2 separate regions of the Homo sapiens genome follow, and region 1 is linked to region 2. A link is a loop called in an ENCODE intact Hi-C map of the cell type or tissue named here. Cell type or tissue: pancreas. All regions are shown on one strand. Links, peaks and the distances in the headings refer to the core of each region. The heading gives the core; the rest is flanking DNA.

The links. Hi-C counts contacts between places; a loop is a spot of excess contacts. Peaks named below come from ENCODE experiments on the same cell type or tissue, not always from the same donor. Only the 100,000 strongest peaks of a DNase experiment are listed, where the experiment ranks them.
Region 1: it touches region 2 in a loop (2.1-fold over the local background); 31 of 110 quality-filtered maps call a loop at or near these places.

The regions. Positions count from the first base shown.
Region 1 is chr20:62,678,163-62,694,174 of GRCh38, forward strand. It overlaps a transcript of SLCO4A1 not described here. Among named protein-coding and RNA genes, the nearest start is that of SLCO4A1-AS1, 20 kb to the left of the region's middle. RefSeq lists enhancers at 5,333-5,876, 5,877-6,419. In pancreas, for the core only: no CTCF peak of the experiment used is centred there; a DNase peak (open chromatin) is centred at 9,619.
Region 2 is chr20:62,771,193-62,787,204 of GRCh38, forward strand. LINC00659 (long intergenic non-protein coding RNA 659) reads right to left here and starts at 5,664. Exons shown (of 3, transcript NR_046225.1): 1 at 5,614-5,664; 2 at 4,123-4,194; 3 at 2,929-3,377. LOC105372716 (a long non-coding RNA gene) reads right to left here. Exons shown (of 4, transcript XR_936986.3): 3 at 15,696-15,884; 4 at 12,026-12,637. RefSeq lists a silencer at 4,971-5,132. In pancreas, for the core only: no CTCF peak of the experiment used is centred there; a DNase peak (open chromatin) is centred at 7,929.

The DNA.
Region 1 (16,012 bases), core at 8,248-10,747, 91 kb before region 2:
GGCGAGCGGCGACTCCAGGCAGAAACGCCAGCAGGCTTTATTGCAGCTGTGCATAAGAAGGAGAAGAGAGGGTTTTGTTTAACTTCAGTTTTCAAGCAAAATTTAGATAAAATTAAAGAAGTCAGGACTTAACAGAATTTAAAAGAAAGCTGTTGACAATGCCAAGTGCTGATGAGGACTCTGGTGGCTGGAACACTCACCCGTCGCCGGTAGACGTGGAGAGCAATACGGCCGCTCGGGAACCCAGCTCGACAGTTTACTATAAAGTTAGACCTGAACCTTCTTATAACACAGAAATTCCACTCCTAGAGAAAGGCAAAATTATGTTCACACAAAATCTTGTACACAAATGTTTCTTACAGCGCTATTCTTTTTTTTTTTTTTTTTGAGACCGGGTGTTGCTCTGTCACCCAGGCTAGAGTGCAGTGGTGCAATCTCAGCTCACTGCAGCCTCTTACTCCCGGGTTCAAGCGAATTTTCACAATCATCAACAAAATTGGAAACCACCCAAATGTCCTCTAGGAAGTGAAAGGATAAATAGTCGTACAGCCACACGATAGACTCAGCCGTGAGAGGGGGGCACTGTTAATATGCAACAGGGACGAACCTGGGAGGCACCACGCTGAGCAAAAGAACCAGACCCCAGAGGTTAGTAGTGTGTGGTTTCACTTACACAACAGCTTCCAAAAGGCAAAGCTGCAGGGATGGAGAGGAGACAAGCCGTTGCCAGGGGCTGGGGTGGAGAGGAAACTGTGGCTTTTAAAAGTAGCATGGGGCTGGGCAAGGTGGCTCGCGCCTATAATGCCAGCACTTTGGGAGGCCGAGGCAGGCAGATCACTTGAGGTCAGGAGTTCGAGACCAGCCTGGCCAACATGATGAAACCCCATCTCTACTGAAAATACAAAAATTAGCATGCCTGTAATCCCAGCTACTGCAGAGGCTGAGGCAGGAGAATCGCTTGAAGCTGGGAGGCAAAGGCTGCAGCAAGCCGAAATCACACCACTGCACTCCAGCCTGGGCGACAGAGCAAGACTCTGTCTCAGACAAACAAACAACAAAAAAGTAGCATGGCAGAGCTGCTCTGGGTCACGAAGCTATCTGTGTCCTGATGGTGGACGTGGTTCTGGGTCATGAAGCTATCTGTGTCCTGACGGTGGACGTGGTTCCACAAATCCATACATGTGTCAAAACTCATCAAATTCCTTTTTTTTTTTTCTGATACACATTCTCCCTCAGCCACCCAGCTTGGAGTGCAGTGGTACAATCATGGCTGACTGCAGCCTTGACCTCCTGGTCTCAAGTGATCCTCCCACCTCAGCCTCCCAGGTAGCTGGAAGTACAGGCACATAACCACCACGCCCAGCTAATTTTTGTATTTTTTGTAGATAGGGTGTCTTGCTATGTTGCCCAGGCTCGTTTCGAACTCCTGAGTTCAAGCGATCCTCCTGCATTGGCCTCCCAAAGTGCTGGGATTACAGATGTGAGCCACCATGCCTGGTTTATGGAATCACTTTTTACAAGCCAGTTTTACTGCACAATAGCTTAAAAAATAAAATCAAAAACACTGTTTCTCATTCCAAGATTCTCCAGGTGGTAAAGGATTCTTAAATTAATGAAAGGACGTCAGGCCCAGGCCACAGCAGCAGCAGAGAGTCTAAGGAGGGAGTCAAGGATGTGGCTCAAAACTCCTCTGTTAAAACGTCAGAAAAGTTTCAGGTGATTATTCATAGACTCTCTCGAATAAAGGAAAGGTCTGCAGTGGATCTTGAGGGTATACCTTAAAGACCCTCTACACGAAACAGAGAGTTTCTAAGAATCTTTGGGGAGTTGTTCCAGGGCTACCCCCAGGAATCCCCCAGGAGAGGAGAGCTCGTCTTGACAAGATTTCTAGATCGAGATTTGGGCTGATGGGGTGAACCCAAGGAAGAGCCATAGGACCCACAGTGTTTTTATAATGATCGAGTTCAACGTTCGTAGAAACTGCTGCTGTATTTGAAATTTCATTTCCCAGTGCCCTCTGCTGGTGTATAGAGATGACGGTTGAGTCCCGTGTGCTGACCCTGTGTCATGAAACCTGCTAGGCCCACTTTTGTGCAGATGCCATGGGATTTCTACATAAACAGCCATGTCATCTGTGAAGAGGGAGAGTTTTAATTTCTTCTTCCTCTCCGACCTATATTCCTTTCATTTCTTTTTCTTGCCTTATTGCACTGGCTGGAACCTCCAGTACAATGTCAAATGGGAACGGTGAGAGAAGGCATCCTTTACCTGTTCCTCGCCTTAGGAGAAAACAGTCCACCTCTCAATGCCTCTCAATGTGAAGTGTGACGTTAGCTGCATGTATTTTTTTAATAGAAGCCCTTTATCTGTTAAAGAGGTTCCCCTTCTATTTCTAGTTTGCTGATGGTTTTTTTTTTTTTTTAACCATAAATGGGTGTTGAGCTTTGATGGCCGTTTCTGAGTCTGTTGACACAATCCCACAGTAGATCTTCAGTGTTGATGTGGTAGATTGCGCTGGTCGCTTTCAGAATGTTAAGCCTGCCCCCCACCCCCTGGGATACACTTGATCATGGGCTATGCTTTCAAATGTTGCTGGATTCAATTTGCTGGTGTTGAGTTAAGGGTTTTTGTGTCTACGTTCATGAAAGATATTGGTCTCTAGTTTTATTTTCTTGTACTGTCTTTATCTGGTTCTGGTATATGGGTAATGCTGGCTTCATAAAATAACTTGGGAAATGTCTCATCCTCTTTGTGTTTTTCCAGACAGGGTCTCACTCTGTCACCTGGGCTGGATCACGGTGGCATGAACACGCCTCACTGTAGGCTCAACCTCCCCAGGCTCAGGGCTCAGCTGATCCTCCCATTTCAGCATCCTGAGTAGCTGGGACTATAGGCACAAGTCACCACGCCCAGATAATTTGTGTAAATTTTGTTGCCCAGGCTGGTCTGTAACTCCTGGGCTCAACTGATCCCTTGGCCTCCCAAAGTGCTGGGATTACAGGCATGAGCCACCCTTCCTGGCCTTCTTTTCTTTAAGTTGAAATAATGTTAGACTTCTATGCACCTGTAAGAAATAAACAATACAAAGAGATCCCTTGCACACTTTGCCCAGTCTCCCCCAATGGTAACATTCTACAAAACTGTACTTTGATATCACAAACAGCCAGCCCATCAACCTTATTCTGATTCCGTGGTTCTGCTTATACTCACTCGTGTGCGTGTGTATTAAGCCGTGTCACTTGTGTGCGTGTTTATTAAGCCTTGTGTACACACTCGTGTGTGTGTATTAAGCCGTGTGTACACACTCGTGTGTGTGTTAAGCTGTGTGTACACACTCATGTGTGCGCGTGTTTATTAAGCCGTGTGTACACACTCGTGTGTGTATTAAACCGTGTGTACACACTCGTGTGTGTGTGTGTTAATCCGTGTGATGTTTTATCTTCTGTGCAGGTTCTTGTATTGACTGTGCTCGAATATCCATGTACGGGCTTTGTGTGAACAAGAGCTTATCTCTCTGGGTAAAATCACCAGGTTGTGTGGTAGTTGCAGTGCCCCCATCCCTTTGTATATTTGTTAGAAGAGATTGCATAAATTGATGTTACTTAGAATTCACCAGTGAAGACATCTAGGCCCGGAGATTTCTTTTTCAGAAGGTCTCACTGAAAAAAAAATCCGTTTCTTTAATAAATACAGGACTATTCACTTTATCTGTTGCTTCTTGGGTGAGTTTGGTAGTTTGCAAAAACTTTTCAGCTACAAGGATGAACTAATTTTATGGAAAAGGGAGGTTGACCCAGAGGATGGAACTGAGAGCTCAGACAGCAGGGCGGCCCTGGAGAGCCATCCCCTGAGCTAGGACTGAGCCCTCAGCCGGGCCCCGTAACTTCACTCACCCAGATTTCAGGACCGCATGCCCGGGAGACTGCTGCGTGCCTCTCCCTCCCTGCTCTTTGAAAGGGGAGCCGACGGTGTGGTCTGTCTGTCCCACTACTGGTGTTAGCTTGTCAGGGGCAGATAACTCTTCAGTTCACAGCTCTTCAGATGGAGAAGGGGGTGCACCTGGGAGCCGTACGCCTGCAGCACCTTGTCCACACCTGGACCTGGCTTGCGGGACAAGACTCTGGGCTTGAGTCAGAGTTTGATGTCACCATGGAAAGAGACCATAGGGGAGCCAGGGCAGAAGGTGAATTTATTTTGCATGAGGGAGAATTGTGAATTGCCGGGGCCACAGAGTCGACTATGGCAGATGGCACTTTCCCCAAATGCCCATGCATTTGGACACATGAGTGTGGAGACCACAGAGGGGACAGATGAGCGTGGTGACCGCTGAGGGGACAGATGAGCATGGAGACCACGGAGGGGACTGAGGCTCTCCACTCAGGGGGATAGTGGGACATTCCATGAGTCTGCAGAAATCTGGGGCACCTGCCAAAGTCCAGGCATCATCCCATCAGATAGCAGCATGTGTGTGCATGTGACCATGTGACCACACACACACACACACACACACACACAGTTGTCATGCAGTGTCCCGGTGAATGGGGGCTCCTAGCCCATCCTGAAGTGGGGGTCGAATCCTGGCTGTGCCACTTCCAAGTCGTCTGAACTTGTGTGGATCATGTCACCCCCGACTTAGTGTCCCCATCTGTGAATGGGGCCCATACAGGGACCCCCATCATAGGGCATGGCGAGGGTTAACCGCTGCACCTGTGCAGAGCTCTGGGGACACAGCTGGACACAGCATGAGGACGGCCAGCATCCTCGCCAGTCCAGGGCCACACAGTGGTCTCTTTCTGTGCTGAGCTGGAGGCTCGAGGCCGCGGATGGACCCTGAAGCTGCGCAGGCTGTGAGGGCGCCCTGGTGCTTCCTCTCAGTGTCAGCTCTTTGGGGAACACAAAAGATGAACCATAGGGAGCGATTACTCAGAACCATAATTTGCACTTAGATTGATTTTAATCGGCAGCACATTAGAAAGGCGCATGTGATCACCGTTTAATGACTGTGATGTGCGTAATCCATTTTATTCTCAGCTGGCTCCTGTGGTAATTACATTTCTCTTGTGTTTAATTCATAACTTGATCATTTATTCCAAGTCGTGTTGGGCTTGGACCTCGGGCTCTCGGGAGCGGCCGTGACGGAGCTCAGACCCAGCACTTCTCCTGCAGAGCCAGCCGCTCGCTGCTGGCCATGCCTGGAGGTGGCGAGGACGGGCTTTTCCATCACTCTCGGTGGGGGCACCTGCTCCAGGGGCAGCTCCATGGGCGCTTGGCGGGACGGAAGCTGCGGGAATAGTTGATGTTGAGGTTGACGGCGACAGTGAGGACTGCAAGAATACAGTCACGTACCCTGGAACAATGTTCAGGCCAGTGATGAACCTGTAATACCACAGGGTCCCGTACAATATGAGACCTATTGTTGGTGCACCTTTTCTAGGTTCAGGTGTGTTTAGAGACACAAATGCTCACTGTTGCGTTACAGTTGCCTCTTGTATTCAGCACGGCAACACACAGTGTGGGTTTGTAGCCTTGGAGCAACGGGCGACACCATGTGGCCTCGGAGTGTCGTGGGCGACACCGTCTGGGTTTGTGTGAGTGCACTCTGCGGTGTTCGCAACCAAACACCGACTTTCTCAAAACTCTCTCCATCAGTAAGTGATGCAACGCTGCACCGGATGCAAGATCACGTGACCACACGCTCCCCACACATGCAAAGATCTCACGTGACCACGCGCTTCCCACACACGCTCACGCAACGATCTCACGTGACCACGCGCTTCCCACACACGCTCACGCAACGATCTCACGTGACCACGCGCTTCCCACACACGCTCACGCAACGATCTCACGTGACCACGCGCTTCCCACACACGCTCACGCAACGATCTCACGTGACCACGCGCTTCCCACACACGCTCACGCAACGATCTCACGTGACCACGCGCTTCCCACACACGCTCACGCAAAGATCTCACGTGACCACGCGCTTCCCACACACACTCATCCCCCAACAGCAGTGGGAGGTCCAGGGGCATGTGGCAGCCCCAGGGGTCCTGGGTGTTCTACTTAACCTTTCTGTGCCTCAGTTTCTCCCCTCTGAAATGGGGCTGATACCACAGTCTCAGTTTCACTGGGGTGATGAGCTGGGGTGCCTGGATTATAGGAAGTGCAGTACATGTGTTTGTTAAATCACTAAAACCATCAGCACCTTTGCCTGACAGGTGAGGAAACCGAGGCACAAGGAGCTGATTGGCCCGTGATGGCCTCAGAGCTCATCAGCCAACCCCCACCAGGCTACGCTGCCTCTTCTGGGAGCCTCCGGTCTCCCCAGAACATCTATCCACTGGGGTTAGATTTGTCCAATGCCCCCACCACAATCACAGGGGAGACTGCTTGTCAGCACAGGGCCGGCCACCCTGGCACCAGTTCAGTCCCTAGGGAGGGTCTTTCCCTGGCATCCCAGGGACTGGGCTGTCATTTAAGTTTAGGCCACTGACACGAGCTCATTCATCCCCCCACTCCCTCCCTCAAGTTTCCTGAGTGTGCAAGCAAACCCCCCCACTGCCCTGGACACACTCATTCCCGCCAGGGCGATCAGGGGTCCCCATAACTCATCAGGGCAGCCCCCACCCCAGCAATCCCCACACCTGGAAGTCGCTCATTAAGACCTCATTAGCCCGTGCTCCACCTCCCACCCCATGGCCGTGGTGAGTTTAGTCTGCAGCAACGACCCGACCACACCAGCTGGGCAACGAGAGCTGCGAGAATGGCAGCACTGTCTACTCTCCACTTTCCCCAGAAAGGCCCGGCCAAAGCATGCACAGGCAGCCACGCCAGGGGCTCCTGCAGCACCTCAGAGAGACCAGTAATGGGGCGGATTAGCAGGGGCCAAGGGTCTGGGGTGAGGCCACAGTGCATGGAGTGCATGGAGGTTGGGGCACGTGTGACCAGCCAGGGTCATAAAACACACATGGTCAGAGCAGGGCACTCAGCTGCCGAGGAGGGGGGTGGTGGGGAGGCACGGGCAGGCCTTGGGTGCAGTGAAGCAGGCGGGCAGGGGAGGGTGGCAGCGGGGTGTGGGGGCAGGAGGAGGGGGGTGGTGGGGAGTGGGGGCTGGGTCGGGGCTGGGCCCTGGCTGCCCTGGCTGCCCCCCGACACCTTCCCCAGCTGGTCGGTGCCCAAGGGTGGGTTCGTGGGGCAACTGCACCCGCTCCCTTCCACTCTGCTGTGGCCTGACCAAGCGGGCTGTTTTCTTGCTTTGTTTGTTGTTTTTTTCTTAAGGAAGAAGAGAATGAATTTAGAAGGCTGTAAACCCCATCTGAGCCTTACACATAGATCTCCTTGAATTGGATTTTCACCAAGGCCGTGATGGATGTGGAGTCTCGGCTTTCTGACAACGTCTTCCAGAGCAGGCTTTCTCTAGAGGGTGGACTGCCTGTGTTCTCCTGGGAGAGAATGCATTTGCTTCCGATGCCCAGGGCACGAAAGAGGTGGACGAAACAACGGAAGTGGAGGGGGTGGATTCTCTACCTGGGAAACCCAGCATGGCACACTCATATAGAATTAAGATCTTATAATAAGTGTGCAGATGCGCCCGTTCTAAGGAAATAAAGGGTTCTGCCCTCCTAAGAATTCTGCCCTTGCAAGGGGTGTGAAACCTGCAGAGCTGCTTCCCGGCTTCTTCCTCCAGGAAGCCCTCCGTCCTCCTCCAAGCTGTAGACACAGGGCTGGTAAACAGGTAGCCAGGCGCCCCCACAGCCTCGGTGTGGATCCATGGCTGAGCAAGTCCTCCCTGGCCACTCCCATCTCTGATGACAGAACATACCATGATGAGAGCCGCTGAATTAGCAAGACAGTGTGGGGAAGGTACCCTCCGGGGACTGGGGGGCTTCTGGACTCCGAGAGCCCCTGCGTCCATTCCTGTTTATCGCGGCCACTTCCCATCTGGGCAGGGCAATCTCTGTACCTGGGGAGTGCAGCCGCCCATGGAGACGGCTCAGAATAATGAGCTGAGTGTCTCCGTGTAGCTCCCGCCCCAGTGCGGAGCTCCTGGTACAGGATGGCAGGTGGTGTCTAAATAGCTATTCATAAGGACATTATCTCCAAGCACCGGGTGGAAACGAGCCTTCCTCCCCCCAGCTGAGAAGTGACAGGCACTTCCCTGTTTACTGAGGACAACAGTCAACCGCAGAGCGGCGTGGAGCTCGCAGTTCTTCTCATGTCACAGTTGTGACTGAGTGTCATGTCCTAAAGCTTCAGGATGAATGCAACTCCGCTCCACCAAGGGCCGGGGACAGAGTGAGAAGACACTGGCGCCAGGAGCGGGGAAGAGGGGAGGGGCCGGCAGCTGCCTAAAGAGCAGGCCCTCCTGCTGTTTCTGAGCCCCCGAGGGCCCTCTGACCCCAGACACCTTCCCTGCCAGCTGAACACCATTCCAGAGTCAGATCTTGGTTTTGTTTTCTTTCTTTTAAAAATATTTTATTATAAGGTGAAAAGAAAAGGAGAGTACACTAAGTCTTAGCCATGGTTGGCCCTTTAGTCTGAATTAGTATATCAGCTATTTTACCAAGGGCAGGTTTGGACGGTGCAGAGACAGGAAGAGAGTATCAGAGTGCCCAGCACCACAGAGAAGGGGTGGCTGGCCAGGGCGCCCATTGCAGGCAGATGAAAAGGGTGCCCCCGAACAGGCACGATGGGTAGGGCACCCCCAAACAGGAGCAATGGGAAGGGCACCCCCAAACAGGAGCAATGGGAAAGGCACCCCCAAACAGGAGCAATGGGAAAGGGCACCCCCAAACAGGCACAATGGGAACGGCACCCCCAAACAGGCACGATGGGAAGGGCACCCCCAAACAGGCACAATGGGAAGGGCACCCCCAAACAGGAGCAATGGGAAAGGGCACCCCCAAACAGGCACGATGGGAAGGGCACCCCCAAACAGGAGCAATGGGAAAGGGCACCCCCAAACAGGCACGATGGGTGGGGCACCCCCAAACAGGAGCGATGGAAAGGGCGCCCCCAAACAGGAGCGATGGAAAGGGCACCCCCAAACAGGAGCGGGGGCCTCTGAAGGCAAGTGGCAGCAGCTTCCTAATCCTGGCCCCACGTTGTTCCAAAGGTCCATGAAGTTGACCAAACGCCACACAGCCACGGGAGACACAGTGGCCACCCTGGGGCGTCTACACTGAAGGCCAAGGGCATGTGGAGGAAGAGCCATCTGAGCCGAGGCCCGGGGAGGAGCCAGCAGGCCAAGGAGGCGGAAGAAACCACGCAGTGGCGTCCAGGGCAGGGCAGGTGCGTCATCCGGGCGGGATGCAGAGACACGTCCTTCCACCAACCATCTGAGGAGCACTTGGCACCCACACAATGAGCCCGGCAAGGGCCACGCCAGGAGGCAGCGCACGGGGCAGAGCCTCTGAGCCAGAGAGGGGGAGGTCCCTTGGGAGGCCCCTGCCATCCCCCGCTCTGGGTGGGCCTCTCCAGCCAGACTCTGCGCCCCAAGGGCAGGGCTGGGCCTAAGCCACACCTCGGGGTGCACGGGCTGTGGGGGGCCGCTCCTGGACACGGAAGGACGACACCGGCTTCCCTGTACCTCTGCTGGGGCCGCGGGTCCCATGTCGTCAGCGTGGCCACTAGGCTGCCAGCCTAGCACAGCCTCCAGGGCAGCCATGGCCCAACCTGCCTTCCGAGCCTCAGGGGTATCCCTGAGCACATGGGAGTGCAGGAAAAGGTACCCCAGGGGATCCCCACTCACCTCCCGGCCATGTCCTACCAGGCACTAGTGCCGCGCTGCAGCCACCCCCGGGCCTTACCCACCCCCACCAGCTTCATTGCCTTCCAGGTCCCAGCACCACCAGTTTCATTGCTTTCCAGGTCCCAGCACCACCAGCTTCATTGCTTTCCAGGTCCCAGCACCACCAACTTCATTGCCTTCCAGGCTCTCAGCAGCATAAGAGACCTACACACACACACACGTGCACACATACATAGAAGGGGCTGACTCACACGCCACCCCATATGCAAGCCGCAGAAGCTGGGCGTCCACTGAGCAGCAGAGATAGCCCATCCCAGAGGGCAAGGAGGATCCCTGGGGTCCCTACGAGAACACCTCGCCCAGGTCCTGCCCGCGGCCCCCCACGAGGCCTCTTTGGGAGGGAGGCTGCCCCCTACACCACTCAGTGCTAGGACTTACCCATGCACCCCCCAGCCCTGTGCAACCCTGCCCGTGCACCAATGACCCCACTCACCCCTGACCCTGCTCACCCCAACCCCGCTCACCTGTAGCCCCACCAGGTTCTTAAGCAAAAGCTCAGTCTGTGTGCACACAGCAAACACAATTCTGCCTATATTTTCTCGGGGTTTGGGGCTCACATTGGACACTGGAGGCTCTCTTGAGTGAGTAAGAGCAGCAGCTCAGGCTTTTGAAGGCAAAATGGAATGGACGCAGGGCCCAGGAGACACCAACTGGGTGAGAGCAGGGCTCCAGAGCCAGCAGATGGCTGGGGTGGGGGATGCATGCCCCCTGCCACCCACTCCAGCAAACCCGGTCCCCTGACTTGGGTTGTGTCCAGCAATGGCTTTCTGGGCTTGAAGGCAGAGCTGCCAGGAGGAAGGAGTCCCTCTGCAATGTCAGAAGCACCAAACACAGGGGAGACCTAACTTTCAGGGCCTGGGGGAAGCTGGGGTGGCCAGGCTGGTGGGAAGGAGACATTAACATTTTCCGAGAAGCCCTTTAATTCTTCCCAATAAACCGAACGAGTACAAGCCTCAGCATGGAAGCACAGCTTTCTAGAAGCTGGAAAATCAGGCTCATCACAAAAGCTCGAGCACAGTTAATTTCCTCTGACATTTCCTCCTGTGGTTAGTCTTGGAGCCAGCAGGTGGCCGGAGGCGCCCCATTCTTTCCCATAAATGGACGGTCTCTAAGGAATCAAGTCAGGCCCTCATCTCCAAACCCTCATCCCATTTTTCCCTGGCCTGCACGTGGCCAGCTGTGCCCCGCGCCTCGTAGGCCTGTCCCTGGCTGTGCCCCGCGCCTCATAGGCTTGTCCCTGGCTGTGCCCCGTGCCTCGCAGGCCTGTCCCTGGCCGGCTGTGTCCCGTTCCTCGCAGGCCTGTCCCCGGCTGTGCCCCGTGCCTCGCAGGCCTGTCCCCGGCTGTGCCCCGTGCCTCGCAGGCCTGTCTCTTGGGCAGAGTGGCTCCCTCTCTCCATCAGTCCTTCCTCCATCACACCGGTGCTCGTGCAGAAGCCAGGGCTCGCAGACATCACCCTAGGCACTGAGGATACCAGCTGCCCGAACGGACAGACGGACAGATGCTCAGCCTCCTCAGGTGCTGGCCCATGGCCTCCCAGGCTGGATGAGCAGCAGGTCCCTACGGGGGACGTGGCAGAGGGGACCCCAGCCCCAGCAGGGCCCAGCGAGCCGGGTGCCCAGCACAGCACTCACCTGAGCAGCTGTCTCCACCCCGCATTGAGCCCCTCCTGGGGACCGCCCCTTTCCAAAGACGCCCTGGTCATCTTAGACCCCCAGACCCTCCGGAAGGCGACCGCCATGCCTTAATAACTTGCGGGGGCTCAGGCAGAGCTGTAGGGATCCTGCCAAGCTGCCCGATTCCTTGTGTTCCTGGCAGGGGGATCCACATCATCCTCACCCCACTCCATGTGTGGGACGGGGCACCCAGGAATGTCTGGGGCCGAGGAAGGGGGTGGACCTGAGGGAACCCCTACCTGCAGAAATAATCATGAAAGGGGTGGAGCAGATGCGGGGGACCCGCGTCCCCACCCTCACCCCCAGGGGCTGAGTCGACGCCTGCAGCCAGCGCCTGCACTCCTGTTCACATGGGCTTCCCTGGCCTCTGTGCCTGCTTTGCGCCTGCGCGGCAGGTGAACGACCCCAGCCCCCTTGCCTGGTGAGTGGGCCTGTCTGCCGTGGATTCCCCAGCTGCATGGTGCCTCGGGTGCCCGCGATGGTCCTGGCCCCCTCCCTCGCATCGGCCACCTCTCTGCTCCAGCGGTGCTTCCTGTGTGTCCTCCCAGTAAACCTCCTGCCCCTGACCCCAGTCTCCCCTCTGTCTCAGGGGCCCACAGGGAGACAGACAACCTCTGGGTGTCCGACGTCTCATCAAGTCCTTTGATACTCCAGGGGAGTGGGGTTGACAGTTTTCCATGGGAGGACGGAGCTCAACAGAGGGTGTCACCTGCACAAGGTCACCATAGGCTCTGACCCTGCAGCCAAGGAAGGCTCTGCAGGAGCCCCGGGAATCCCAGCCACAGAACAGGAGGGAGCTGCATGCTCTCACTCCACGCCCGCCCTCCACCGAGCCGCAGGCCAGAGCCCTGGCTGTGCTATTACTCACTATTATCTCAGATTTACCATTCATTTTACCAGGAGAGAAACTGCAAAAGGAAATTAACATTTCCATACTCTGCAGCGAGATACTTTCATGGACGCATTCTGAGATTTATTCTTTAATAATGGAAAGGAAACACCCTACTGGCTTCCAATTCGGGGCCTGACAGTTCATCCTATTCCAGGCAGAGAACCGCAATTCAATAAACGCGCTTTCATTTGTTTTGTTTTATTGACTTTGTTGTGTTAACTTGGTTGTGGGAAATGTCGAACATGGTAAACGGAATGAGGTTGGATCATGAACCCGCCCTCCCGGGCCTGCCGTCACAGCTTCCACTGTCAGCCCCCACATCTCACCCACCTGCCCGCGCACAGTCTTCCCCAAATTATAGTTCTAATATTATGTGGCAAAGTCAAGAATTCCCCAGTGATCCGTTGGCCGATTGACAGTGGAGAGGAGTGGTCTCAGGGGGCTGCCCTCGGCGCTTCTGTTAAAGGAGAAGCTCCCCAGCTCTGGGATGGCCCCTGGGGGTCTCCAGTACACCCCGCCGGGAATGACAGAGTCCCCAGGACTTCAGCGCAGCCTCTGCAGACCCCAGGCCGGGGAAGGAACCGAATACAGGGCTGTTCAGGAGCATTCAGAGTAGAAACCAGCTGGACCACAGCCCCGGAATGTTTTAAAAGAAGTAATACTAAGGTCCTAGGATTACATTTCCTCAAACATGTTTTCTTTTTTTTTTTTTTTTTTTTTTTTGAGACAGAGTCTCACTCTGTTGCCCAGGCTGGAGTGCAGTGGCATAATCTGGGCTCACTGCAATCGCTGCCTCCCAGGTTCACGCCATTCTCCTACCTCAACCTCCCAAGCAGCTGGGACTACAGGCGCCCGCCACCACGCCCGGCTAATTTTTCGTATTTTTAGTAGAGACAGGGTTTCACCGTGTTAGTCAGGATGGTCTCGATCTCCTGACCTCATGATCCCACCAGCTCGGCCTCCTAAAGTGCTGGATTACAGGCGTGAGCCACCCGCCTCGGCCCAAACATGTTTTCTGAAGTGACTGGGCTGTGTAGACAAATCCGTCTGTGGCAGCGACATGCTGCTGTGATGAAGCTCATCATTAGCTGTCACAGGAAGCAGCAAATTATCTCCAGTCGGCTCTTCTCAGACTGAAGCATCTCAGGAACTAATGTCGTTATTATCAAGCCTTGCAATTTCCAGAGAAGACAAGAACCTATTCATGCACGACGCTGTTAGAATTTTCCAACTGGTTACAGAAAATGAAACCGTGGGCTGGACCCACCATTTCCTGCCTTCACTTGCGGAGTAAGAGGCTCAGGAGCCACTGGCGAGAGACCCCCGGGGGGCATCTGGAGGGCCCCGCTGGCCACCTGGGTTCCAGTGCCCACGCTCACGATGTCTAGCTGCAGGTGACAAAATCCAAGTCAAACCAGCTTGAGGAAAGGCAGGGCCCAGGGCAGGACTCAGGGGCTAGAGCAACACCCCCAGACCTCTGTGCCTCTTCCATCCCCAGCTCTGCCCACGGCCACCAGGAACCCACTTGGCAACCGGTGAGTGGGGCCGCCCTTCCCAGCAAGCCCAGCGAAAGGGCTCTGGGTTCCACACTGGCTGATGCCCCCATCCCAAGACCCACCCCTGGGGCCTCGGGAATGGGGCCTCTGGTTGCTGGGGGGGGGGCAGCCCATCCCCCAGACCATGAGGGATGGGCTCTCTGTGACCCCGCAGAAGGTGCGGGGCTGGGGCGGGGCCCCCGTGAGTCTGGGAAGCTAAACCACCACAAGGCCCCTCCTATGCCTGGGTGCCAGCTGCCCACTGCAGAGCAGGGCTGCCTGACCGGCTGTGACGGCCAACAAAGAGGCACCAGATTCCCCTCCAGAGGACATGCTTGTGAAACAGAAGTGGCATTTGGAAAGGATTACAGAGCCAGACTCTGGGATGTGAGGGCTGCTCAGGATGTGGACAGCAAGATTCTTCATTTGGCGATATCCGGCAGCCTCAGCCCTTTTCAAAAGAAAAATAAAATAACAGGCCAACAGGTCTTCTCTCTTAGCCATCAAACCCATTACATATGGGCATATATTTAATATATCATGTATGACTCGTGTGTGTGTGTGTGTGTGTGTGTGTGTGTGTGTGTGTGTGTGTAGAGGAAGAGGGAGGGAGGGAGGCCGGGCAGGCAGGAACAGGGTGGGTATCAACAGGGGCAATGCGTGTAACAGGATTCAGAGCAATGCAGGCATGTGGCATGCACCAGACTCCAGCCCCATGCCCATGTGTGCGTGCACAGGCCGAGCATGTGTCATTTATGAACATGAGAGAGAAGGTGTGATTTCGGCAGGTCCTGTGGGTTTGCAGGGCGGGTCTGTATTCTAACTGCTCATTTCTACCAGAACACGTTTTCCTTAATTTAATGCTCCTTTTTTCCCTCCAATGATATTTTTAAAAACCAGATTGCAGAGCCTTGCTGGTTGCTAAAAGAGATTCCAACCAGCCGGTGCCCTCCTGTGCCAACGTTTTTGGGTCCCTGCAGAAGCGCATGGCCGGAGGCACAGGAATCCCGCAGGCCCCGCCCCAGGCTTCCCAGGACTGTGACCAAAAGGGGGTCCACACTGTCCCTAGTCCTGGAGGAGTCACCCCCAAGGTACCCTCAGGGACACCCGTGAGCAGGGGCGAGAGCCACTCGGGCTGACACCTGCTGCATGTGGAGCCCCTGGAGAAGGTGGTGGCTTCCTCCATACCCTGTGGCTGGTGACAGTGAGAATAAGTTCCCGTTGTCTTAAACCACGCAGTCCACCAACAGCAGTCGCAGGGGAAGCCGCTGCTATGCCCACTCTGGCCGAATGCCAGCCTGTGCTGCCCGAGACACCCCTCCCATCGGCCTGAATATGTGGAACATGTCTGCGTCTGGCCCCCCCTTGGCCAAGAGTCCCTTAAAATCTGTGGGCTCTTCTATCTCCTCATCTCATTGTTCCCTGAAGGACTGGGGGTGTTTCTGCCAGTGAATGCCTCCTGGCAGGCTCCCCAGGAGCCACCGTCTCAGCTCCGGTTCCCCAGAAGCAGCCCCTCGGGTAAGTGTCCCCAAGGCCGAGATGAAGTCCCAGGGTTAAGTGCCGGATGCAGCCACGCCTCAGCCAGGCCCCCAGGGAGCAAGGTGCAGCTCAGAAGCTGTCCCACCTCCAGGGACCGGGTGGTCCTGCAGCACGCTCTGCCCCGGGGGTGCAGCACCTGGCTGATCTCCACTGTGCTCTGGGTTGAGCAAGGCAGCTCTCAGGACAGTCCCCGAAGGTCCTGGCTGGAGCTAGGCTCAAGATGTCCCTGCCCCAGTCCTTGATCCTGTAAAGTGCAAGTTTGATCAAGGTACAGACCTCAAGGTGGGAAGGTCTGAGAAGATATGGGAAAAAAACAAATTGTTCTTCCTACCCTCACAGCACTGAACACAGCACTCCCAACCCGGAGAGTGGTGATTTTTTCCCAACACCAAGCAGTTCTCCAGCAGATGCCAGCTGGTGTCCTTCAATTCAATTCTGACACTGTCCACCTAGAGATGGCGTCAGACCCCATAGAGTGAGGGCTGAGTCCCACAGGGCTGCCCCCACTTCCAAAGTCAACTGCAAGCCTCAGGGGCTTCTGTCCACACAGCTATAAACCAG
Region 2 (16,012 bases), core at 6,416-8,915:
TGCCACCTCCCAGGGCAGTCACAATGCCAGCCCACAGGAGCCGCAGGAGCTTTGCCCTCCTAAAGATCATGTTGTTGGAAGACCAGAGCCTTCGGGGGCTTAGTTATGCTCTGAGGGTCCTAAAGCCACGTGAGGGTAGCTAAGGCCACCACAGTCCCCCACTCGGCGGGGGAGGGAGGGCAAGAATGACATTGAAGGTGGCAAACAAGGAAAAACAAGGAACGGGGTCTCTGCCCTCTCTCTCGGGGGCCCCTGACCTCTCTGGGGTCTCTGGCCTCTCACGGGGTCTCTGCTCTTTTGGGGGTCACTGGCCTCAGAGTTCTCTGCCCTCTGAGGAGTCTCTGCCCTCCTGGGGTCTCTGCCCTCTCCGGGTCTCTGCTCTCTTGGGATTGCTGCCCTCTGGGGGTCTCTGCTGTCTCGGGGTCTCTGCCCTCTCGGGGGTCTCTGTTCTGGGGGTGGTCTCTTCTGTCTCAGTGCCATGTCCCTGCCTTGCCTTTCTCCTCTCTGGTCGTCCTAGCTCCCAGGACCTAAGCTGGCCTTGGATGAACCCAGTACGGTGCCTCTCCTGCCTGTATCGGGGCATCCGGGCACTGCCAGCGTCCCATTACTGGACTCTGGTCAAGGAGCTTGGTGTGGATAACGGGAAGTTTTGGAAACTTCCCACCCTTCCCAGAGGGCTTAAAGGGACTGGGGCGAACGCCCAACCCAGCCACAGCCGTCCAGGGCTTTGTTTCTGACATGCCTTAAAAGGGGACAGAGTGGCCGCCGAGGGGACGGAGCCTGCCGTGTCCCGTGTGCAGCGGCGGACCACCAGGCAGAGCGCCAAGGGGAGTGTCCGGAGATCCAGCATGGGAAGAGCCCCCTGCCACTTCCAGCAAGGAGCACACAGGTGCATCCGTTCTTTCTGCCCCACACTTTCTAGGGACAGCAGGCCGAGCCCATGGTGTGCGCCGTCAGCATGGGCTCTGCAGCCTCCGACCCATGTGCGGCCTGCCCGGACCCTCGCTCCTCCGTGTGCGGCTCGCCTGGACCCTCGCTCCTTTGGGCCGTCACTCTCCCTACTTTGTAGACCTGGAATGCCATCCCTGCCCCAGCTCCACTGCCCATGGGTGGCCATCCAGCAGCCACGGTGGAGTACACGCTGCACTGTGGTGCCCAGGGGCCCTCTATCACGGCAGGACTCCCCAACGCGATGTCCCCGGGGTTCACTGCCCCAGCCCTCAGTGGCCTGCCTCTCTAGGCATTGCACTGGCAGAAGAAAATGTTCTCGTCCAAGCTCACAGCCACCAAGGTCACAGGCTACCAAGGTCATGGCCACCCACACCGGGCAGCTGACCTCCAGGATCATCCTCGGGAGATGCCCGCCTGGCCCCACCTGGCCGCCCTGCCCCATTTGCCCCATCACCCCACACCACTGCACTCCAGCCTGGGCGACAGAGCAAGACTCCGTCTCAAAAAAACAAAAGAAAAGAAAAGAGAAAAAGAACTCTATGTCCTCATTTCAAATGCAGGGAGAGTCTCTCGGTTTAAACCGTAAGTGCCCTTCCCAACTCGGCAGACCCGCCCCAGTGAAGAGCATTTTCATGACTTGGGAACAGGACACTCACCTTGCCACTAGGCAGGACTGTACTCACTGGCTCGGGGGGCGCCCAGGCAGGAGACAAAGCATTTTCCCATGGCATATGGATGGCTTCCGTGTGCTGCATGACTGGGCAGTGTGAGAAAAACGCAACCCCCAGTGACTGCTGTAGAGGACAATTCAGCCAAAAATCAAACTGCCACCGTCATCTGCTGAGACCTTGATTTCCCAGGGCCTGGTGGTGCTGAAATACTCAGAACATCCTGAATGAATGAATGTCCACTTCCTTCACCAGCTCTGTGCTGGGGAGGGGGCAGGGCCTGCGTCTGATCAGGAGCTCCTCCCCCGGGGACCAGCCTGGAACCCCTTATAGCGATCAGGAGACACAGGAGACACCCTGAATGACGACACTGAGCTCTTTCCAATCTCTTGCTTGTCCCAGCGAGTACAGTGAGCACATCTTTCCCTGTGCTCTGGGCAAACCCCTGCGGCAGCAGCTCCTACCGTGAAATTGGTGTTTCTGGGTCACAGGGTTTGTGCCTTTGTGATTTTGTTGCTATTGCCAAATACCCTCTGCAGAATTGTGCCAAGGCACCTCCCCACCAGCCTGAGCATTTGCAGTGAAACGCTTTAGCAATCCTGACATTTCTGCCAGCATATTCCACAGCATGCTCTCTTTGCCACATTAATCAACAGGAGCTCAGAGGAAAACTTGAACTTCAGGCTGAGCCATTTCCTGCAATCTGAAAAATGAACGTGGCCTTCGGACACAGGGTGGTCCCTTGCCAGGGACTGGATGGAACTGGTTCAATTCCCCGCTCCTGGGCTTCCTGGTGTGCAACGTGAGCCATGCTCACCCCAGGGTGGCTGGGAAAAAACGCCGGTCCGCTCTGAGCATTCGTTTCAGTGATGGCTGTTCTTGTTCACGTGAGATGTGCCAACTCTACAATACTAAACCGTTGGGAGAAGCTTCAAGGGGACAGCACCTGGGGAGGGGCAGTGGCGGGCTCCAGGTTGCCCAAGGCTGTCATGGAGAGGAGGAGACCCCAGTCCAGCCCAGCCTTGTGCCTGCAGTGGAGGTTCCAGTTGTGAAGGGGCTCCAAGTGCCTTGTTCATCCTTTGCTTGATAATGAACCACCTCTGCCAGGTGCCAGCTGTACTGTGCACCTGCAGCTCCACACCCTCTAGGCACCAGCCCCTCCACTCTTTGGCCTCTTCGACAGGGAACCCCGAGGGGACAGTGGAGCAGGCCTGGGGCTGTTCCAGGCAGCAGGGGGGCGCCTGGGTCAGCGTCCCCACCCGCTGCCCTCCCCGGCCTTCCAACTTGCTGTGTGCACATTAACAACATGGACGGTCTTTTTCTTTTATTATAAAAGTGATTCATTCTCTTGTGAAGATTTAAATATGAAAGAGTGGATCTCCGCTAATCCCACCCGGTGATGATAGCAGCCGACAGATGGGCGAGCATAGAGCTCAGACATTGCCAGCAGCGTCAGATCCTTATATATCCAGAGCACGGCTCACACGCCACCGCCCTGCTGGCTCTGTCAGCCGCATGGTCCTCCGCGACACCTGGGGCTCTCCCTCCTTCCTTTGTGTGCACAACCTCAAAGCCATTTTTTCCAGACTTGGCGTGAAGATGATTTTCTGACACGTTGATGCTTCTGAAGCACAAGGAGGGCCCTGTCTCCACGGTGTCCAAGCAGAGGCTGACATCCTTTCAGGAGGGAGGTGATTCGGGCGCAGCTGGGCTGGCGGGAGGCATGGAGGCTGAGTCCCCTTCCTCACTGCTCTCTACCTGGAGAAGAAACCACCAGACCATGAGGCCGAGCTGGGGAAAGTTCCGGGGGGCTGCTTGGGCTCTGTGCTCCCTCCACTGGGGCAGGCGGAGGGCCCTGCGTGCTCCTTCCAGGCAGGGGCTGAGGGGACTGTGGAAGCCACGACAGGGGTCTGTGTGAACAGAAGACCCAAGGACAAGGTGCCCCAGCACTCCCAGCCACTAGCAAGGACAGGCAATTTTCAAAACTTCTCCCCAAACTACAACCTCAGGAAAAGGGGTGGAGAAAACTCCTTTGACAGAGATTTGGTTTTCACCACCATGACAGGACAATGATGATGGATGGAAGCTGTGGCTGGGCGTGGGAAGGCTGAGTGTGCAAATGTGGGTGGAGTTCTGGGGCCCCGCCCCCGCCAGTCTTCCACTTGGTCCCTGTGAGGACCCACATGAGGGAAGTGTTGCTTCTGGCCTCAGAACCCAAGGCAGAGCAGGCTGGAGTCCCACCCCATGGATCACGAGCCCACGCTGTGACCCTGAGTCCTGGACATGCGCAGAGGGAGGGTGTGCACGAGCCCGGGAGCTCCTGTCTCTGTCTTAAGAGTGGAGCATGTCTTAAGAGCTGGCATGAGGATCAGAGGGTCCCTTCAGTGCGGCCTTCTAGAAGAACTACAGCAACCAGGCCCTCGCAGGGGGGAGATGCACCTGCTGGGGCTAAGGAGCGAGTGAAGCCAGCCCCTGAGACACATGCTCCCAACCCCATCCTCACCTCCCAAGAGAGGGGGAGCCTCCTGTTAAGCATCCAAGTCCCAAGTCACCGGCCGGCATCGGCTGCAGCTCTCTGTGTGTGGAGACATCTCATTCTGGTGTCTTCTTTACACAGGTCAGCGCTCACAGGCTCGGCTGTGTCTCAAGACCCAATTCCTTCGAGTCACTGAGATGCCCAAGGACAAGGGCAACAGAGAGTGTGAAAAGCTGGAGTAGACAGGACAGAAAACAGGGTGCAGCGTCCCCCAGGTTGGCAGATAGCCCAGCCCCAGGGACCCCACAGCCATGGCAACCTGTGTGAATGAGCCCCAGGAGCAGGGCAGTACACGATCTGCGCGACTGTGCGGGGCAGCCCTGGGTCTCTGCCTCAGGGGAGAGATTGTGTCCTCGCCTTTTGTGGTTTCTAGAGGTTCCTGCCCTCCTTGGCTGCACGGCATCTCCCAGCCTCTCTCTCCCTTCCGTCGTCCCCTCTCCTCCTCTGACCCTGACCCTCCCAGTCCCTCTTAGAGGGGCTGTGATTAAACTGTGCCCACCCTGACCATCCAGAATAATCTCCCATCTCAAGGTCCTTAACAGCATGTGGAACTGCACTAGCCGCCCCAAGGCCCCCAAAAGGCAACCCTGGATTGGGCCCCCCAAGTTGCCTGGGATTCATGGCCACCACCCGGCTCGACGGCTCCAGACCGAAATGCACCCAGTTATAGAAACAGACAGTTGCCTCTTGAATGTGCACATGTGTGAGGAGAGTGTCACACCCGTCGAATTAAGGTGGACCCGCCATGAGTGGGGGCAATGCTGGCCAATGCCCACCTGCCCAGCACCCACAGCTCTCGGCCTGGGGCTCCCTCTGTCTCTGGAGCCCGCACTAAAGTGTGCGTCTCCATCCACGACTGGCAGGGCTTGGGGCATAGACATCCCGCTGCCTTGCCTGGAGGCGCCCCAGGCCTCCACTCCCACACTGTCTCAGGGCTCCCCGGGGCTCGGCTCTCCTTGCTCACAGTGGTCCGGGCTGGGGTTCCTTCTTGGTTGCATTTCCAGCTGTGTTCTTTCCTTCACTTTCTCACTCTCCCTTGCCTCAGGGTCTGCATCTGGGGGTCCACTGGGGAGGACTCAGCCTCTCCCGCGTCCTCCATCCCACACACCTGTCCCTGGGCAGCCACGGGGAACAGGAGCACAGGGGACAGCAGGCAGAGGGCAGCGCCCGGGCGAAGGGGACTTTCGCCCTTGCTTCATGCAGCCCTGGCACCCGCAGCAGGGTAAGACGAGATCCCAGAGGAGGAGTCTTGGCCGCAGAACTGCAGGGCCAAGGCACCAGCCGCTCGGGGGCCTGGAGAGCTCAGGTCACAAACTTGAAGTCAGCTGCCCAGGAAGCAGCCTCAGCTGGGGGTCACAGGCCAACTGGGCAGTGCCCTTGGCCACACCTGTGGAAGGAGGACAGAGGAGGGCAGGGCGGAGGAGGGAGGTGCTGGGCTGCAATGTCACCTCTACAGACCTCGGCTGATCCCAAGGGGGTCCACAGTGGATATGGTCCTTCAGGGGTGCCCTTGAAGGCAGGAAGGGGACAGGACTTTATACTGTTCCTCCCACCCCTTCGAGCAGTCACCAACTGCAGCCCAGATGAGGTCAACAGGTACAGAAAGGAGGGGGTGGGACAGGAAGGAGGGGCGGGACAGGAAGGAGGGGGCGGGACAGGAAGGAGGGGCAGGACAGGAAGGAGAGGGTGGGACAGGAAGGAGGGGCGGGACAGGAAGGAGGGGGCGGGACAGGAGGAGGAGATGGGAACAGGGAGGTGGAACGGGAAGGAGGAAATGGGACAGGAAGGAAGAGATGGGAGCAGGAAGGAGATAGGACTGGAAGGAGGAGATGGGACTGGAAGGAGGAAATGGGACAGGAAGGAGGAGATGAGGCAGGAAGGAGGAGATGAGGCAGGAAGGAGATGAGGCAGGAAGGAGGAGATGAGGCAGGAAGGAGGAGATGAGGCAGAAAGGAGGAGATGGGACGGAAAGGAGGGGATAGGACAGAAACGAGGGATCAGGGTCCTATTCTAATCTCCTGGGGGCATGATTGCAGGGGGTGACATGATTACTTCCAGCCAGCCCTACATGAGCCACCTCGTCCATGGAGTCAGCCCCGCCAGGGCAGCAGAGCCCTGGGTTCGCACAGGGAGCCAGGGTGGCGTGGGGCCTGCATTGCAGACTCCATTTGTCCACATCAATCACTTCTCTACGGCCCAAATCACCCTTAGTTGCCCAGTTCCTGCTCCGCGGCAGTCTGGCTCCTGCTGGCGCCCCAGCCATCTGTCTGCATTAGAGAATGATGCTTGCCAGGGCCTCAGGGAGGTGGCACGGATGGGCAACACTGTGCTCCCGGACCAGGTGACAGACACCACCTCATGCCCCATGGCATGGACCTCCACCTGTCTGATGGCTTTGCCCCAGCCTATCTGATGGCATGGTCCCTGGCCAGTCTATCTAATGGCGTGGTCCCCAGCATGTCTGATGGCGTGGTCCCCAGCCTGCCTGATGGCGTGGTCCCCAGCCTGTCTGATGGCATGGTCCCCGGCCTGTCTGATGGCGTGGTCCCCAGTCTGTCTGATGGCGTGGTCCCCGGCCTGTCTGATGGCGTGGTCCCCGGCCTGTCTGATGGCATGGTCCCCGGTCTGTCTGATGGTGTGGTCCCCAGCCTGTCTGATGGTGTGGTCCCCGGCCTGTCTGATGGCTTGGTCCCTGGTCTATTTGATGGTGTGGTCCCCAGCCTGTCTGAAGGTGTGGTCCCCAGCCTGTCTGATGGCGTGGTCCCCGGCCTGTCTGATGGCTTGGTCCCTGGTCTATTTGATGGTGTGGTCCCCAGCCTATCTGAAGGTGTGGTCCCCGACCTATCTATCTGATGGTTTGGTCCCCAGCCTGTCTGATGGCGTCGTCCCCGGCTTGTCTGATGGCATGGTCCCCGGCTTGTCTGATGGCATGGTCCCCAGCCTGTCTGATGGCATGGTCCTCAGCCTATCTGATGGTGTGGTTGGTGTGGTCCCCAGCCTATCTATCTGATGGTGTGGTTCCCTGGCCTATTCGATGGTGTGGTCCCCAGCCTGTCTGATGGGGTGGTCCTCTGTTGGCTGGTGTGATCCTGCCTCTTGTCTCACATCGTGAACCCTGGCCTGCAGGAGGTGACCCAAGGCTGATGACTCCTTCTCCGGGGCCCTTGCACCACACAGCCTGGCCCTGATTACAGCCCCTGGGCTCCTGTACCTGTCCTCGCAGCCCCCACTCTGCCACTTTGCATTTGTCTGTTTCACTCAACACACATTTAATGAGCACCTACTGTGTGTACCAAGCCCAGTGGGGAACAGCACATCAATGAGGCTGGTGCGGGAGGCCTTGGGTACCCTCCGTCTGGCTCCCCGCCCCAGCGCATGAGGCTGCCTCTCTGGGTCTCGGACGCCCACACCGCAGTGTCTGGGAGAAGGCCTGGAAGCCTGCATTTGGGCAGTGGCTCTGGGGCCCGGCCTTGCTGGCTTCCGGTGGCCCCAGGCAATGACTCCTCCCTGTCTCCATTTACAGATGGGGAGAGGAGCTGAGGATGGTGGGCCCGTGACCCTGAGTGGCCAGTTCATTCCCCAGGCCCTGACTGGTGCAGCAAGAAAGAGAATCCGCCTTGGGTTGGGGGATGTGGCATGAACTTTAAGATCCACCCTTTTCCACCCTGGGATCCTGGCCCCCGTCCCGCATCCCAGCCCCAGCCAGGACAGCCCCTGGCCACACCTTCTCGGCACATCAAGAGTCATGAGAGGCAGCGTCTGCCACCAGGAGGCCTCGTCCCACCGGGCCACCTGGCCAGGGCAGCTGCGACAGGAGGCAGAGCTGAGGCCCTGAGCCCTCCTCTGCCCATTCCCAGCTCACCCTCAGGGTTCTAGCCCTGTGTCGCTGCCCCTCTGATCCAAAAACTTGCCACAGGTCCCCTCCCTGCCATGCTGCCCTCTGAGTGACACCCACCCCCTGCAGCCCCCACAGCCCCCACCTTCCCTTCAGAAAGCAGGAGCTGTTGGCCCCGGGGCCCCGCCCACAGGCCACGGTGTCAGTGGTGGCTGAAGTCCGCCGTGCTCACCAATCCTCTGCAGTCTCGCCCCTGCAACAACAGCACTTGAGGAAGGAACTGGCCACGCAGCCTTTCATGAGGTGGGAAACTGAGGCTCAAGGGTGTCTGTACTTTGAACTGGACCACCCCGCTGTGAGAAGGAGCAGGGCAGAGACTGGGAGCACCCACCCTCCCGCACCCTGTGTGCTGACATGAGCTCATCCCTGCTGCTGCAGGGCCAGAGAGACAGACGGACAGTTTGACGGTGGTCCCTGGAAGGGTCGACACAAATGAAAAAATTTTTTAAATTAATCTTCTTTCCTGCAAAAGGGAAAACAGACCCCTTTTCTTTCGGCTTTTAGTTAGAAAGCTCTTCGTTGTGGATTCTTTGAATGTGGGTAAATCTTTTTTTTTTTTTTTCTTTTTTTTGTGATGGAGTCTTGCTCTGTCGCCAGGCTGGATTGCAATGGCACGATCTTGGCTCACTGCAACCTCTGCCTCCCGGGTTCAAGCGATTCTCCTGCCTCAGCCTTCTGAGTAGCTGCGACTACAGGCGCCCGCCACCAGCCCAGCTAATTTTTTGTATTTTAGTAGAGACAGTGTTTCATCATGTTGGCCAGGATGGTCTCGAACTCCCTACCTCGTGATCTGCCCACCTCAGCCTCCCAGTGTTGGGATTACAGGCATGAGCCACCATGCCCAGCCAAATGTGGGTAAATCTTTTTAAAAGCTGAATAAGCCCCCTGCCTGGGCACAAGCCAGGGATGTCTTTCCCAGGGGCAGGATGCACCATCTTTGAAACGTGGACATCAAGGAAGGCGGCACCTGCCTCCCCGCTCCCTGCCCAAGCCCAGGAGCCCGACTTTGGCGGGCGCAGTGCTTCAGAACCACCTCCCGTCGTAGAGACACGAGGAGTTTGTTTTTCCTTTGGATAAAGCCAATTAGCTGGCACAGATGGTCACCCCAGTCCCCAGGTGGATGTGTGGTGGCGTCTGTGTGACAAATGGTGCCGCCAAGCCGTCCCACGGGAAGACGAGCTCCTGTTTGTCTTTCAAGGAGAGATGCACGTAGCGGACTGCATCCGCCCGGCTGTGTGCAGGCTGAGATTTCTCTCTGTCTTTGCAAACTCTCAGCAGCTTGCACGTCGTGCACCTGGCATCCTGGTTTGATGCTCAATCAATGGCAAAACGGGTTTCTTTCTTTTCTGCCTTAGTGGAGAGGTCTGGGGGTTAGCAAGAGATTTTGTTTTTAATTGTATTTCTCCAACACCCCATGAGATGCTCCAACTCCATGTGACTAGGAAGGGGCAAGGGAGGAAACCTGTGGAGTCCCCTGCACAGGACGCTGTCTCCGCCCTGCTACGACGCTGTCTCCGCCCTGCTACCATGCTTATTCCTGGCTGCTGCTTTGCTGTTGACTCTCACAGGCAGATGAGGTGTCTGCTCAGAGAAGAGCCCAGGTGCCACCGAGGGAATGCAACGTGCCACACCCCAAGACATGACACTTGTGAGAACAGTGTGGCCCAGCCCCCACTCCGGGCACAGCCTCGGACACCCTGCCCGCCTCCGCCCATGGAGGTGCGGCCTGCAAAGCGTACCTGCCGCCGCCTTCCCATCCCTCGGGAAAGCCAGCCTCATGTCCAGTCTAAGGAGAATTCTAAGGGATGCTGCCAGCCACCTGCAGGCTCCGGGCTGAGCTCAAGGGAGGGGCCAAGGGCGGCTTTAAAAGGCCTTCACTGATCACTTGCCAAGAAGCCCAAAATAGCTTCCCAATCTACCAGCCTCCATGTGCGCCGTGACCGGGACATGTTCTGAGTCTTGTCTTTTCATTTTTTGTGTTTTTCAAAAGTATACAACTTATAAATAAGAGTATAAAGCCTGGCGTGGTGGTTCACGCCTGTAATCCCAACACTTTAGGAGGCCGAGGCAGGTGGATCACGAGGTCAGGAGTTCAAGACCAGCATGGCCAAGATGGTGAAACCCTCTCTACCAAAACACAAAAAAATAGCCGGGAGTGATGGCGGGAGTCTGTAATCCCAGCTACTCGGGAGGCTGAGGCAGAGAATTGCTTAAACCTTGGAGGCGGAGGTTGCAGTGAGCCAAGATCACGCCACTGCACTCCAGCTTGGGTGACAGAGTGAGATTCCGTCTCAAAAAAAGTATAATTTCCAGTAGGTAACACGTGCACGTGGAGCCACACACAGGAGGCAAAAGCAAAGTCCACGTCCTCCCAGCCCCAGGCCTCTTCCTCAAGGCAGCCCTGGGAGGCGTTTACATGCTCCTAGAGGGATGGGACAACCTGGTCCCTCCTCTCCCACCTACGGACAATTTGTCCCTTTGAATCAGGAGAATTGGGTCTGGTCAGGGAACCTAAGGCTGTTTCACACTGACTTATTAGAACTAAATTCTAAATTGAAAGGAAAACTCTAACTTTCCAGGCCTAAGTAACAAAAGGACCAGAGGCTACTCCCTTTGCAAACCCGGCAGATGGAAAATTAAAAGTATCTCTGATTGGTTGCTTTTTGCAACCAATTAGATGTTTGCATAGGAGTGTAACTTTGTTTTTTGTTTGTTTGTTTGTTTTTTGGCTTTTTGTTTGTTTTCATTTTGTTTTGCTTTTTGAGATAGAGTCTCGCTCTGTTGCCCTTGCTGAAGTGCAGTGGGACAGTCTCAGCTCACTGCAACCTCTGCCTCCTGGGTTCAAGCAATTCTCATTCCTCAGCCTCCTGAGTAGCTGGGATTACAGGTGCACGCCACCACACCCAGCTAATTTTTGTATTTTTAGTAGAGACTAAAGCAGGGTTTCACCGTGTTGGCCATGCTGGTCTTGAACTCCTGACCTCAGGTGATCCGCCTGCCTGGGCCTCCCGAAGTGCCGGGATTACAGGCATAAGTCACAGTGCCTGGCCAGGAGTGTAACTTTGTAACTTCACTTCAGCCTCTGATTGGTTGCTCTCTGCAGCCAATCAGACTGGTTGCAGTCACCACTTCATTTACATAAGGTGAGCACCAAGTGCCAATGGGAAACCTCTAGGGGGTATTTGGACCCGAGAAGATTCTGTATCCAGGGCCCTTGCACACTCCCGCTCCCACACTGTGGGGCGTACTTTATTTTCAATAAATCCCTGCTTTCGTTGCTTCATTCTTTCCTTGCTTTGCTGTGCATTTTGTCCAATTCTTTGTTTAAATGCCAAGAACCTGGACAACTTGCAGTCCAGACCCTCCACCGGTAACACCTTCTCCCTGCCCAGCACCGGCGCCGAGGTCTCTTCATCTCACTGCAGCACAGAGCTCTTTCCCCATGAGACTCAGCACCGCCTCCTGCCGAGAGAGGCAGCTTAGTGTCTGTGGGAAGCAGAATGCCAGCATCCCAATCCCTTCATGTGCTACCATGACGTGTGGCGGGGGAAGGAGACTTGGCAGCTGTGGTTAAGGTGAAGGTGGGGGACAATCCTGGATTCCCCAGTGAGCCCAGCGTATGAACCCTTAAAAGAGAGCGCATTGGCCAGCTTCTCCCTGGAGGCCGAGCCATAAGGCAGGAGGCGGAGGCAGAGAGAGTCGAGGTAAGGACATGACCTGGTTTTGCTCTGAAGATGGAGGATGGAGCCGTGAGCCAGAGAACGGAGCAGCCTCCAGAAGCTGGGAGCAGCCTTTGGCCAACAGCCAGCAAGGATGTGGGACCCAGGTCCTGCAACTGTAGGGCCTGGATTCTGACAACAGCTTGTCAGAGCAGGAAGCCAGTTCTTCCTGGAGCCTCCCAGCAAGAACCCTGCTGGCTGAAACCTCAATTTCAGCCTCATGAGACCTTGAACAGAAAAACCAGAAGAACCCGCGAGAACCTCTGACCTCCAGAGCATGAGATGAAAAATGGACGTTGGTTTACGCTGCTACATTTGTTATAATTTGTCCCAGCAGCAGTGGGAAACACACAGTATCCCCCTTGCCTGCTCTGCTGATAGAAAGGTACATTGTTTTCAACCTTCTGCTATGAAGAAAGCTTTGCATTAACTCTCCTTGCTCATATGCACATGGAGTGGAGGACAAATCTGCTGTCAAGCCCTGAATTGGGTTTTTGAGACACTGTCCGTCCAAACACCCACAGTGTGCCCCTGTGCAGAGGCTATGCGTACACAAGGCCCCACCATCCACAGGACGACAGAGGCTGGCTTGGCCAGCCCAAGACCATCCGGCCCCTCAGGAGCTGCCTGACTCCAGGAGCTCGTAGGCCATGCCCCGGCTCCCCCTGGGCAGGCTGCCTCCTGGGTCTGAGTGGGGAACAGGAAGGCCTCAGCCTCTCAGGTCAACAGAAAGTTTGTGCTCAGATGGGCTGAATGTTCCGGGTCCATTTCCTCCTCAAGCCCAGAAGGGTTTGCTTTGCAGGAACCTGTTCCAAGTGATTTCGAAGTACTCAAAGGCTCTTTGGTGGATGTGTCAGGATCCCAATTCCTGAAATAAGAAAGTTGTGTCAAAAATCACAAAAGACGCTGGGCGCGGTGGCTCACATTTGTAATCCCAGCACTTTGGGAGACCGAGGTGGGCAGATCACTTGAGTTTAGGAGTTCAAGACCAGCCTGGCCAGTATGGTGAAACCCTGTCTCTATTAAAAATACAACAATTAGCTCGGTGTGGTGGCAGGTGTCTGTAATCCCAGCTACTTGGGAGGCTGAGGCAGGAGAATCACTTGAACCCAGGAGGTGGAGGTTGCAGTGAGCCGAGATCATCGCGCCCCTGCACTCCAGCCTGGGCGACAGAGTGAGACTGCATCTCAAAAATAAATAAAATCAAAAGGAACTGGCCTGGCCCAACATCCTGGCCGCTGCGTCCTCCTCGCTGCAAAGTCAGATTCCTCGCTCCCGCTGTGGGGTTTCCTGGACCCCTGCCCACAGTCTGCTAAGTGCCTAACCTGGCCACTATTGGAGCCCCCGATCCCACAGAGGTGGCTGTTCAGAGAGAAGCGGTGGGCCCAGTGTTCCCCAGGCCACACTCCACAAGTAGGTGCAGGAAGAAGAGAGGTGACACTTGGGGCTGCTGGGGCTCAGCCCCTCCAGGGCCCTCAAGAGGGGTGTATAAGCCTCCCACCCAGGGGTGACGAGCTGGGTGCTCCCCACCAACACCCGCTGGCATCAGCAGCAGCTGATCCTAGGGCATCACCTGCCCGAAAGCCAAGGAAGCCCCTTGCAGAGGGCAGCGTATCTGGCAGTGGCCACTCGGGTGGGGCCGCCTTCCTCAAGCTCCCAACCCAGCAAGGACTCCCTTGCCTCAGGCTCTCCCCTGCCTCTCTCTCAGCCGCGTGAGCACGGCTCTGGGCACCGCACCTGCACCCAGCAGAACTGTGCTAACCGGGCCAGATCTCCAGGGGCCAACACAGCCTGGCCTCTAGGACGGGCCACGCTGCGAGGGAGGGAGGCAAGTGTGGGGAGGCCGGATTCCACCTGTTTGGTTTTTGATTAGGGAATGGCAGAAACCCAGGCCTCCCGGGGCAGGGATTCAGCTCTCCTAACGGAGGCAGCCTTGGTGGGGGATACTTTTCAGCAGGGACTCTTTTATCCCAGAGTGTTTTTGCTGTGTGCGCGATGACTGGCTCAGTTTTTGTAATAATCGTTTCCATCAGCATAGAGACAGCTGTTTATATTCTTCAACTTTGTATTATGAAAAACGTCAGACAGAAAAGTCGAGAGACTAGTATCGCATGCACCTGTGTGCACAGCATCCAGATTCAACAGTTACGAAGGGAAAATTCCACATTTTATTTTAAATTTACTAAAGACTGAAACACACCAAGTACCGCAGGAAGGATAACCTGGGTGGAGGAGGGATGGGGCTGGAGAGTCGGGGCACAAGGGTGAGGGGAATGGGGTGGGTGGGACAGAGGTGGGGGATGGAGGGTGGGGTAGCATGGGGTGGAGTGGGGGATGGAAGGTGGGATGGGGCTGGGTGGGACCGGGTGGGGAGATGGAGGGTGGGGTGAGGCAGAGGTGGGGGAATTGATGGGCGGGTGGAGGTGGGTGAGGGTAGGGTGGGATGGGTGAGACATGGGAGGGATGGAGCATGGGGTGAGGCAGAGGTGAGGGGATGAAGGGCGGGGTGGGCCAGGGGCAGCCCCCAGTGCCCACAGCTGGAGCAGGCGAGGGGCAGGAGGGAGCGGCTGCCTGCCCCTGCGCTGGGTGGGCCCTGGGGCGCCCCCTGGCCTGCTGCCAGGTCTCCTGAAGGAGGGGTTTGTTCCCGCCTCCCGAGCCCACAGTCTGGTCTGTGTGTGCCTGTGTCTGTTGACAACTCCATGAGTGAACTGTGATACGTCAAGGCTTGGGGGAAGTGTGGGAAATGCTTGTGATTTTCTTTCTCTGTAGAAGTGGAGCAGAGAGAAAGCAGCTCCCACAGCGTGAGCGCCTGATACAGAGGAGACCCGGGGCTTGGAGGCCTTAGGCATTCACTCCAAAGACCTGAGAATTAAGGGAACGCGGCGGGGCCTCTTGCCCAGACCTGGAAGAACAGCAAGTGCTGCGAGGGCCTCTGCACCCCCTGAGGACCCCTACGCCCCCCGAGGACCCCTGTGCCCTGTGAGGGCCCCTGCACCCCTGGGCCTGGGTGGAGACCCACACACAACCCCACTATTCCAGGGGAAGAGAAAGGGGCCCTGTGGGGCTTGTCAACCATCACAGACCCAGAGACTCTGGGCAGAAGCTTCTGCCTGTCACGCTCAGCCTGCGACGGCCCCACCAGGAGAGCGCAGCCGTGAGTCCCAGAGGAAGCGGCTTAAAAGGCCCCTTTCCACCAGCCGCCAAGCCCCTCCAGGCTTTGCTGAGGCCCTGAGGTAGCCAAGCAAAAACCAGCCTCACTTCCCAGGAGCTCAATCACCAGAAACTTCAGGGAAACAAAAACCCACCGGAAGACGTTTTCCCTAATTACCCAGACAAGTCAGACAAAGGCCATGTAGAGCCTTTCCCGGAGTTTCCCAGCAAGCACCGCAGCATCTGGGTTCTCACGTGGCCGTCAAGCCTGTGCACCTCCACACGGAGCTCGGGACCCACCCCCAGGGCTCCTGGAGTCAGCTCAGCCTCCGCCAGCAGGCAGGCCCCAGTGCCCACAGGCATTTCTGGGCTTGCAGGGCACAGAGCCTGATGCTTTGCTCCAGCTCCCAGCGAATAGGAGAGGAGCCCACGTGGCTGCAGCGTGGGCAGAGGCACAAGCCCCCCACCCTGCTGGGAGCCCAGGTGGCCCAGGAGTGCTCCTAGCCTGGTCAGCTGCCCACGCCTCTGGCTTGCACTGTCTGAGGCCCTGAGAGGGAAGCCTAGCCTCCAGCTGCTTAGCCCCAAGAGGAAGGTAGGGCTCACAGGCTGGATGGGGGGTCAGACGCAGCAAGGACAAGAGGCCACTTGACTGTAGCCAGCACCTGCCTGTGTCCCAAGGCTGCAGTGTGTCCAGGAGGGCCCAACAATACCCATCTGTCTTGCCTTGGCCGCCGCCACAGCCAGCCTGACCACCCAGACCTGAGAGATTTGCTCACCAGGACACTCAACACAGCAGGCCGCAGAGCTGCCCAAGAGCCTTAAATCTGCTCCCACCTTTTCATTCTTGATCTCGGTGTAGACGTGCTCTGGAAGATGATCCATTTGGGGCATCGACACTCCTTCCTCTCGCCACTGTTTTTCTTAGTTACTGCATTATTTTCAGATGGCCGGTGGATACTTCATACCTGTAAGCAATGCACTGGAGCTGTGCTTCTTGGCTGGTGACTTCTGACTACTCCCACGGAGGGAAAGCCTGGGTCCCCTCCCACCCGCATTCCCACCCTCATCTTTTCCTTATGTCCCCTTCACGTTG